2 separate regions of the Mus musculus genome follow, and region 2 is linked to region 1. The links are chromatin loops, found by intact Hi-C in ENCODE. Cell type or tissue: gastrocnemius. All regions are shown on one strand.

What was found. Peaks named below come from ENCODE experiments on the same cell type or tissue, not always from the same donor. Only the 100,000 strongest peaks of a DNase experiment are listed, where the experiment ranks them.
Region 2: it touches region 1 in a loop (3-fold over the local background); 7 of 42 quality-filtered maps call a loop at or near these places.

The regions. Positions count from the first base shown.
Region 1 is chr17:27,518,814-27,522,813 of GRCm38, reverse strand. It overlaps the pseudogene Gm16005. Among named protein-coding and RNA genes, the nearest start is that of Grm4, 7.4 kb to the right of the region's middle. In gastrocnemius, no CTCF peak of the experiment used is centred here; a DNase peak (open chromatin) is centred at 2,053.
Region 2 is chr17:27,255,671-27,259,670 of GRCm38, reverse strand. No RefSeq gene overlaps it. Among named protein-coding and RNA genes, the nearest start is that of 9630028I04Rik, 9.6 kb to the right of the region's middle. In gastrocnemius, a CTCF peak has its summit at 2,153 (motif pointing left); a DNase peak (open chromatin) is centred at 2,108.

The DNA.
Region 1 (4,000 bases):
CTCTTGGGTTTAGGTGTTGTTCCTTCACAGAATCCATGTCTGCGGTAGACAATCTTTAGGTGCCTCATCTGACCAGTCCCGGTAGTGTTTCGTCTCTTAGCCTTGGCACTCCAGCTATACTTTCTCTTGTGCTCAGTAGGGAGCCACACTTGCCACAGGTCAACTTCTGAAGGTGGTAGGCCTTGGAGCTACAGTGGTGGCACAGCGTGTGTGTCTTATTGCGACGCTTTCCAAAGGATGACATTCATCATCTTGCTTCCACTGGCGAGGCCAAAAAGCCATCCTGATGGCCCAGTCTAGTGAACATTTTTGGGTAGAGCTTGAAGGCCCATTCATCTAAGCCAAGATAAGCCATTTGGTTAAAGGACACCCCACACCCCCATCTCAACCCCTTCTCTCTGCCCAAGATGGCAGAGTCCCACATAAAGCCCTCTGTCCCTTGTCTGAGGGTAGACCATGGAACACCCCAGCCCCTCTGCCCACCATCTCCACTCCTATCTCTGTTATTTGTACATCTCTGTAAGTTCAAGACCAGGTGGACCCAAATAGTGAGATGGTGTCTTCACAAAGTAACCTACCAATTAAAATAAAACAAACCATGCCACAGTTAAAACAAAGAGGGGTAAGGAAGAGCCAGGTGGTGGTGGTGGCACACACCTTTAATCCCAGCACTTGGGAGACAGAGGCAGGTGGATCTCTGAGTTCGAGGCCAGCCTGGTCTACAGAGTGAGTTCCAGGACAGCCAGGGCTGCACAGAGAAACCCTGTCTTGAAACGGTCCACCCCCCCCCCCCCAGTAAGGAGAGACTATTAGGGAAGACATATTGAACCTCTGGCTCTAGAGATACACACATGGGTACACACAGAGGCACAAATGTCACACCTCTCTTGGGAATATCAGCCTGGCCTTGCTAGGGCTGACAATGCTCAGGAGGCTGAGTTCTTTGTCGCCTCCCCTGTCACCCCACACATCTCTGGGGTTGCTGAGGAGGGGGCTACCTCAGGACAGCCTTCCTTCCCTGCACTGAGAGTGCAGCTGTGTGCACTGAGTCCCTGCTCTATTTTGGAGAGTTCGAGGCTGGGGACCTTGTGCAAGTCTGCTGTCTATTGCTGTGATAAAGATGTAGCCCAAAGGCAACTTGGAGAACACAGGGCGCACTTGGCTTACGGGGCCCTGATCACAGCCCATCAGTGATGTAAACCTAGTCAGGAGTCAACACAGACACACGGAGAGTCACTGCTCGCTGTCCACACCAGGACAGTAACTGCCATGGCTGCCCTTTCTTTTCAGACATGTCTCCCTGGGTAGCCATGGCTGCCTTCTGAATGCTGGGATCGAACCTGTTTGCTTCCATGCCTGGGTCTAGCTTACCTTCTTACACTTGTCTCAGGATGAAACTGTGGTCCTCCACATCAATTAATCAAGAGAACCCCCACCCCCACCCCCAGCCTTTCCTACAGGCCAAACTGATGGTGGTTTTTCTCAATAGAGTTTGCTTGTTTTCAAATGACTGTAACTTGGGTTAAGTTTACAAAAGAGAAATCACGGGCGTTTTGCATAGATTTGGGTTTGGCTGGTTTGAGGTGCAGCCTCAAACTTAGTCGGAGTCCTTGTGGTTCGAGCGTGCAGCAAGGGTGAGAGAAGGAGGGAACTGGGATTGGGAAAGGCTGACGGTTACAACTTTCTACCCATCCTTGCTGGCTTCCACACCTCGGCATCGCAGCCCACTCAAGAAACCGGGGACCCGCACGGGTCTCTTTCAAAGGGCATATGTGGATTAGAAAAGCCTTGTCGTCATTGCAGGTGAGTGGCTGCGCACGAATCTGAGGGCGGCGGCCCAGCTGGAAAATGGTCCTGAAATAGGGGCCCTGCCACCCCCGCTGCCTCCTCCCGGAATCTGTTCAGGTGAAAACAACTCTCTGCATCCCGGCGTCTCCCCCTCCTCCCGCTCCTGCCAACTCACACCTGAGCCTGGGTCCCGCTCAGATCCGCGGACGCACCAGCGGCCGGCCAGCGCGTGCAGTGAGGCCGCTCGGCCACGAGGCGGCGCTGCAGGCCCGCGATGGGAGCGTACCCAGGTTCTGCTCGCCGCCGGCACCTGAGAGCCCATCTCTATTTGAAGGTGGTGGCCCGAGGCCAAAGGGAATTTCATCCTGTGGACGATCCTTAGAACAATTCACTCATGCTGCTACTGGTGCAGGGGAGGGTCGGGGCCCTGCAGGACCCCCCACCCCACCCTAGGCCTCTCATGTTCTTTGCTGCTTTTGGTCCATTTCCACACTTTCTGAAGCCTAAACTTGGTAAGAGATAGCCCACTGATCATGTGCCCAGATAACATTAGTTACACATTACAAGGTATAGAAATGGAGGAGACACATAATTCCTCCATCTTTGGGAGGAGAACCACGGACATGAGTACCCTAAAATTCTCCACTTGGGCTTATAAGGTTGAGGGGGAGTTGGGGGTAGAGAAGGGATCTGGACAGAGGGTGAGAGGGGGCCATTGGGTGCTGCCTCCAGATCTGCCCAACCTGACCCATGGAGTGTTGCCTCTCTGTAGAGGAGATGCTGTAGATAGGGGTGGCCTGACTGCACTGTGACTGTGGCTTTGGTGTGGGCCGTGGAGCTTTGAACCTTGGGGCATGTTAGCTCCAGGGGACTACACCCTCTTGTGATCCTGGATTGGTGCTGTGTTGAGATAGGGTTTCCTCGTGTAGCCCAGGCTGGCCTCAAATTAGATGCTCCTGAGCCCACAGATGTGTGCTAAGTAGAACACCTTGGCTGACTACCCCAGCCTCCTTGGTCTGTGTTCTCCGGGCCGTGGTGTGGCTCGTTTCTCGGCAGCCTGCACCTGGGCAGTGTGGAGGGAGAGTTGCCTTGGAATGGCGTCTTTGACATCAGGTGGGGATCCTGCCTTGGGGTCTCTGAGACTGAGCACTGGGCTAAGCTGACTTGGTTTCTCCAGGGTCCTGGGATCTGCGTGCCACACTGGCCTAGTAACTTTGGCTTGGCTTCTAAGTGTCCTCTGATCCCCCGTGTGGGTTGTTACAGGAGTGGCTGACTCACGTGGTCTTGGTGGCCCACCTGAAAGCTTACAAACTTTTTCTTCCCGCACCCAGTGACACAACCCCACCCTGGGTGGGGACAGCTCTTCTCCTCCTCTGCCGTTCCCACCTTCGCCTGCCTGTCCCTCTCTTTTTCCATTGTGGGGGCCCCACGTCCCACTCCAGCTGGTTGAAAGTCTATTAATATTTCAGTTTGATGAATTAAAGATTCTTCCCTACCCTCCTTCTGATGTCCCAGGAGGGAATTAAGAGCGCATCCGATCCAATCAAACGCCATTAGAATGCAGCCCACGAGGGTAGGAGCCTGCGGTGTAAGCTTTTCTTCCCCAGCCTGCTTTGTCCTCTTTGGGGGTCTGCGCAGGGGTGAGGTGGCTGAGAGGCAAAGGCAGGAGGGGCGGAGTCAGAGGTCACCAGGGACTGGGGGTGTGTCCTTGCAGCTGTGACCTCTGCCCCTGGCCAAGGCACGAGATCCTGTTCCCCTCCCTGCAACCTCCATGGGCTTTTTTTCTGGGTCAGCCCAGCTTTCATGGTGCTGTGTGCTCCGTCTGAAGATAACCTCAGAGAAGCCCTTGGATCGATGGCCTCCTCTGGCGGCTGGCAGTGAACTGTCCGGTGGCGTTTCCAGATTTCTGTCCATCCTGGTCCCCTACAGTTAGATACAGTTCCATGGCCGCTGTCCAGCATTTTCCTAAATAGGCCAGGGCTGCAGTGGGGGGGGGGTGGCTGACAGAGGGGCACCCCACTCACCTATCAGCTGGGCTGTGTGGCACCAGCCCCAATCGTGGGGGTGCCTTACTCCTGGTCCTTCCTTTTTTTCCCATCCAGGCTAGAGTTGAGTGGCAGACCATATTATGATTCAGTTGATGGCCAGGCTGGGACAGCACCAGATAGGACAGCAGGCCTAAGAGTGTTGGCAGGGCAGAGGCAGAATGTCC
Region 2 (4,000 bases), 260 kb after region 1:
CAGCCTGGTCTACAAAGTGAGTTCCAGGACAGCCAGGGCTATACAGAGAAACCCTGTCTCAGAAAAAAAAAAAAGTTAAAAGTTACACAGGACACTCCTTAGTAAAAGGATTTCCAGAGGCTTTGACAGAACAGACCCTGGTGTGAACCTGAGCACACAGCTGCTTGTGGACACGCTGTGGGGCTCACACTTTCCCTCCCATCCCCAGGGTCTTCACAGAAGACTGTGCACCCAGAGCAGATTACTCAGAATGCCCAAGCCTCGGGCAAGGGCCGACTTGTCAGGCAAGGTACACAAATCTTTTTCCTGAGGGTTGGGCTAGCCTGAGGCAGCTCCCCTGGGCTGGTATGCCTGTGGTTGATTCTACAGTTTCTGAGAAAAACTCAGTTCCTGGGGTTCCAGCCCCCAGGGAGGCCATCACAACAGGAAGCCTCATGGTCCCTGATGAGCAGGCTCCCACTCAGGGAGATGAGGGCCCAGAAGAGACAAAGACAAAGGAACCTGGGCAGGAAAGGGGAGGGGAAAGGAAGCCTTGTAAGAAAGCAGAGGGTGGGTAGGGAGAGGGGACAGACAGCCCTGGTATGAAGGATATCTAGTGAAGGAACTCTGCCAAACATGTACACCGGACTCTGAAATGCCAGGAAGAGCCGTGGTGACCCAGAGCCAAGTGGGCACAGTGGGGACGAATGTGGCTAGGTTTTGATGGGAGGTCTGAACCAAGGGCACCCCACCCCACCATGGGTCTCCATAGGTCAGCCCCGTTTAGAGCAGTGTGGGGGTGCACAAGCACACGTTCAGCTGGGGGGGGGGGGGGGGCAAGGGACACAGTTCAGAGCTAGGAGGTTTCAGTCTGATCAAAAGGTGGCAGGAAGGGACCTTGAAATGTGAAGAGAGAGAAGGAAACCCATGGGGGTTCCACAGCTCCAACCAGAGGGACTCTGTCTAAAACTGGCCAGCCCTGGAGACAGCCCTGTGACGGCTGGGTAGGCAGTTCCCCAACCCCCCTTTGCCGGTGCCAGTCAGATGTTACCAGCTAAGCAGCCTTCCGATACACACAGCTTACACAAGCTTACACAAGCCCTTACACAAGCTGTGGACCCTGGTGGGGGTGAGGGTAGGGGTGGGGATCAATGCAGGCAGAGGAGCCTTTCTTGTGATTCACAGGAGACTGGGAGACCCTGCCAAGGGTCTTGGAGTTGACACCTCTCACAGACAGCACCCATCTGTCTAAAGGTAACATAGAGGTCTGGAGTGGGTGGGCCCTTAACCCTGGGCAGTAGAGCACACAGTCTACAGGAGTTCAAGGCCAGCCTCAGCTACACTCTGAGTGTTTAGCTAAGCTATATTAAAAAAACTAGGAGAGGAGGAGGCAGGAGAAATGATCAGGATGGCCTTAATCTAACCCAGGATTTCAAACCTTCCAGCGGGGCAGACTGGGGAGGTCCTGCCCAACCTGGGGAGACGGAGGGGTGGGGTGGGGTGTGTGTGTGTGTGTGTGTGTGTGATGGTATCTCTGCCTCCCAGGCCTGAAACTTAAGGATTCTTTGGAAAGTCAGTTGTGTTGGATGGTATTCTGCTAAGACAAACACATGAAGGGATGTTTCCCTGAAGAGACACAGGAGAAAGGATGTTCTGCTAAAGCAAGCACGTGAAAGGACTCGTGATGTAAGATTTCTCCGATAATGACACACAGGTATTGGTCCATCTTACACTGCGTAGTTGAGCTGCATCTCTTGGGACTCCATAGAGAGAAATACACCAAAAAATCTTTTAGTGGTGTGCTGCAGTTTCTTGTCGATTTCTCAAACTCGGGCCTGATTGGCAGAGTGATGTCAGCTGAGACAGACCCGTGGAGGACGTATCAAAAGGACTGGATGGACAGTGATGGTGGCTGAGCTAAGCTTGCTTACAGAGCGAGCTGTGCAAGGCTTGTTGACCTCAAGTCTGCTGGTCTTCACTTTGTTGAGAGAGGCACACAACAGTCAAGAACTTCTCCTGGTGTTCCTGGCGATCCAAATCCCTCCTGCTGACTCGTGCCAATTCAGCTGAGGCCTGGCTGTTGCTGCTGGGTTGAGCCACGCTGCTGCTATCCTGACAGTGCTGGTGGATCCATGAATTGCTTGAGAGTGGATCGAGCTGCTGCCGCCTGCTGACCTGTGAACTGAACTGCCTGTTTCCAGACAGCGCAGATGAGAGTTGCTCCAAAGAATCTTTCTACACAGGTCCACTTTCCCACACACACTCCACCCCCGTAGGTGGTAGGCTAGAAGGGAGGTTAGAACATTTAAGAAACCATCATTAGGCTTTGAAAAGTAGGCTTTGAAAAGAATTAAAGTTACACGGTCCAGAGAAAACTGCCAGAACTCCCCTTCCCCCTCTGCCGCCCTGGGAGGAGGGAAGTTGGGTGCCTTGGCCCATTCTGCACAGAGGTAAACTGAGGGTACTGGAGACTAGCCCCTCAGCAGAATGCAGGCCTAATGGGCACAGATCCCTAGTCTGACCTATGTATGAGTTAAATGCAAAATGACCGCACCAGCCAGCTGTCACCCCCGCCCTCCGCCCTCTGCTCTAGCTCTTCAGCTTTGCCCAACCCCAACCACTTTTCAAGGCCTTCCTTGACTGGGACCAAGAGAGAGAACACATCCTGGGGCACTGCTCCGAGGGACTGCAGCTTCTTCCAACCAGCTCAACCCAGTAGCATGGTTGCCAGGCAGGGAGAGTGACGCCTGCCCGCGGCCCGGTCATTCTTCACGGGCTGTGGCAGCTTGTGTAGATCTGTACTGCTCCCTCCTCCGTCACGATTAGCAGACAGTGGGCGACAAGGGTCGGTCACAGGAGCAGCTGTGGCGGCTGGGGAAGTGCTCATACCCCTAGACAAAAGTAAGGTGCCTGCTTGAGGTGAGTTGGGGAGGGGGAGGGAGGATGGGGGATGTATCACATCATGACACTGTGACCTCTGAACCCACGTGTGGGTGAGCAGGGAAAGGGACCCATGCTCCAGCCCTGGGCAGGGAAGGCTCCCAGAAAGGAAAAACACCTACCATTGGCACCCAGCCTTGCGCCAGGGACCCGACACCATGTGTCCACAGATGGGCTTTTATGAGAGGTGAGCCCTCACAGAGCTGTGAAGGACAGAAAAGAGGCTATCTCTGCCGCAGACCTCCTCTGCTCCTCCAGCTATCGTCCCTCTGGGTAGCTGTTCCTTGTGTGTCCTGTGACTCGTGTGTGCAGTGGTTTGATGCGCTATTGTTCCGAGTGTGGGGTGGTCAGCCCCAGGACATGGCAGGAAGTATGGACAAGCCTAAGGCTTTAGAAGTGCTGGTCAAAGGACCCCCTACTGGCTTCCGAGGAATGGAGGGTTCTAGGAGGGGGCAAGCCTGCCTGGGTAGAGTGTCATCTAGATCCTGGGCTGGCTAGGGCTAGCAGGAGGCAGGCCTGATAGGAGGGAGCACCTAGAAAGGAGTCCCTGTACCCTGCCTCTCCAGCCCCACAGGCCTGCTCCCCAGCCCAGGTCCTCCCCAGCCCAGGGCCCTTTTCTTCTGGGGTTTCTCTATTCCCTAAGCCTGGTTGTCCACAGTGATTTGTGGCCCTGACAAGGTGAATTGTGGGTAAAGCGGCTGTCCAAATGGGGAACAAATTGGAACAGCAGCTCTAGCTGCTGCCATCCATCACAGGGAGAACGGCGGGCCGTGTCGGCAGTGCCACCAGCCTTTGCTCGCCTGCCCCAGAGGCAAAGGAAACAGCCCTCTTCCCTCCTACAATGGGGTAGCCTTGGGGTGGCTGGGGGTTGGGGAGGCACAGGAGAGGCTGAGCTTCCTCAGTCTCAGCATTTCTTGGTCTGTCTGCCCTACTGACCTCACCGCACATTCAGGCATCTCCTGAGATGTTTGTGGCATCAGCAGAAATCAGACATAAACCTAGAATGTGTTATAATTATTATTACCATCGTCTGACTTGGTATCTCAGGCTGGCCTCAAACTCTGGATCCTCCTGCCTCAGC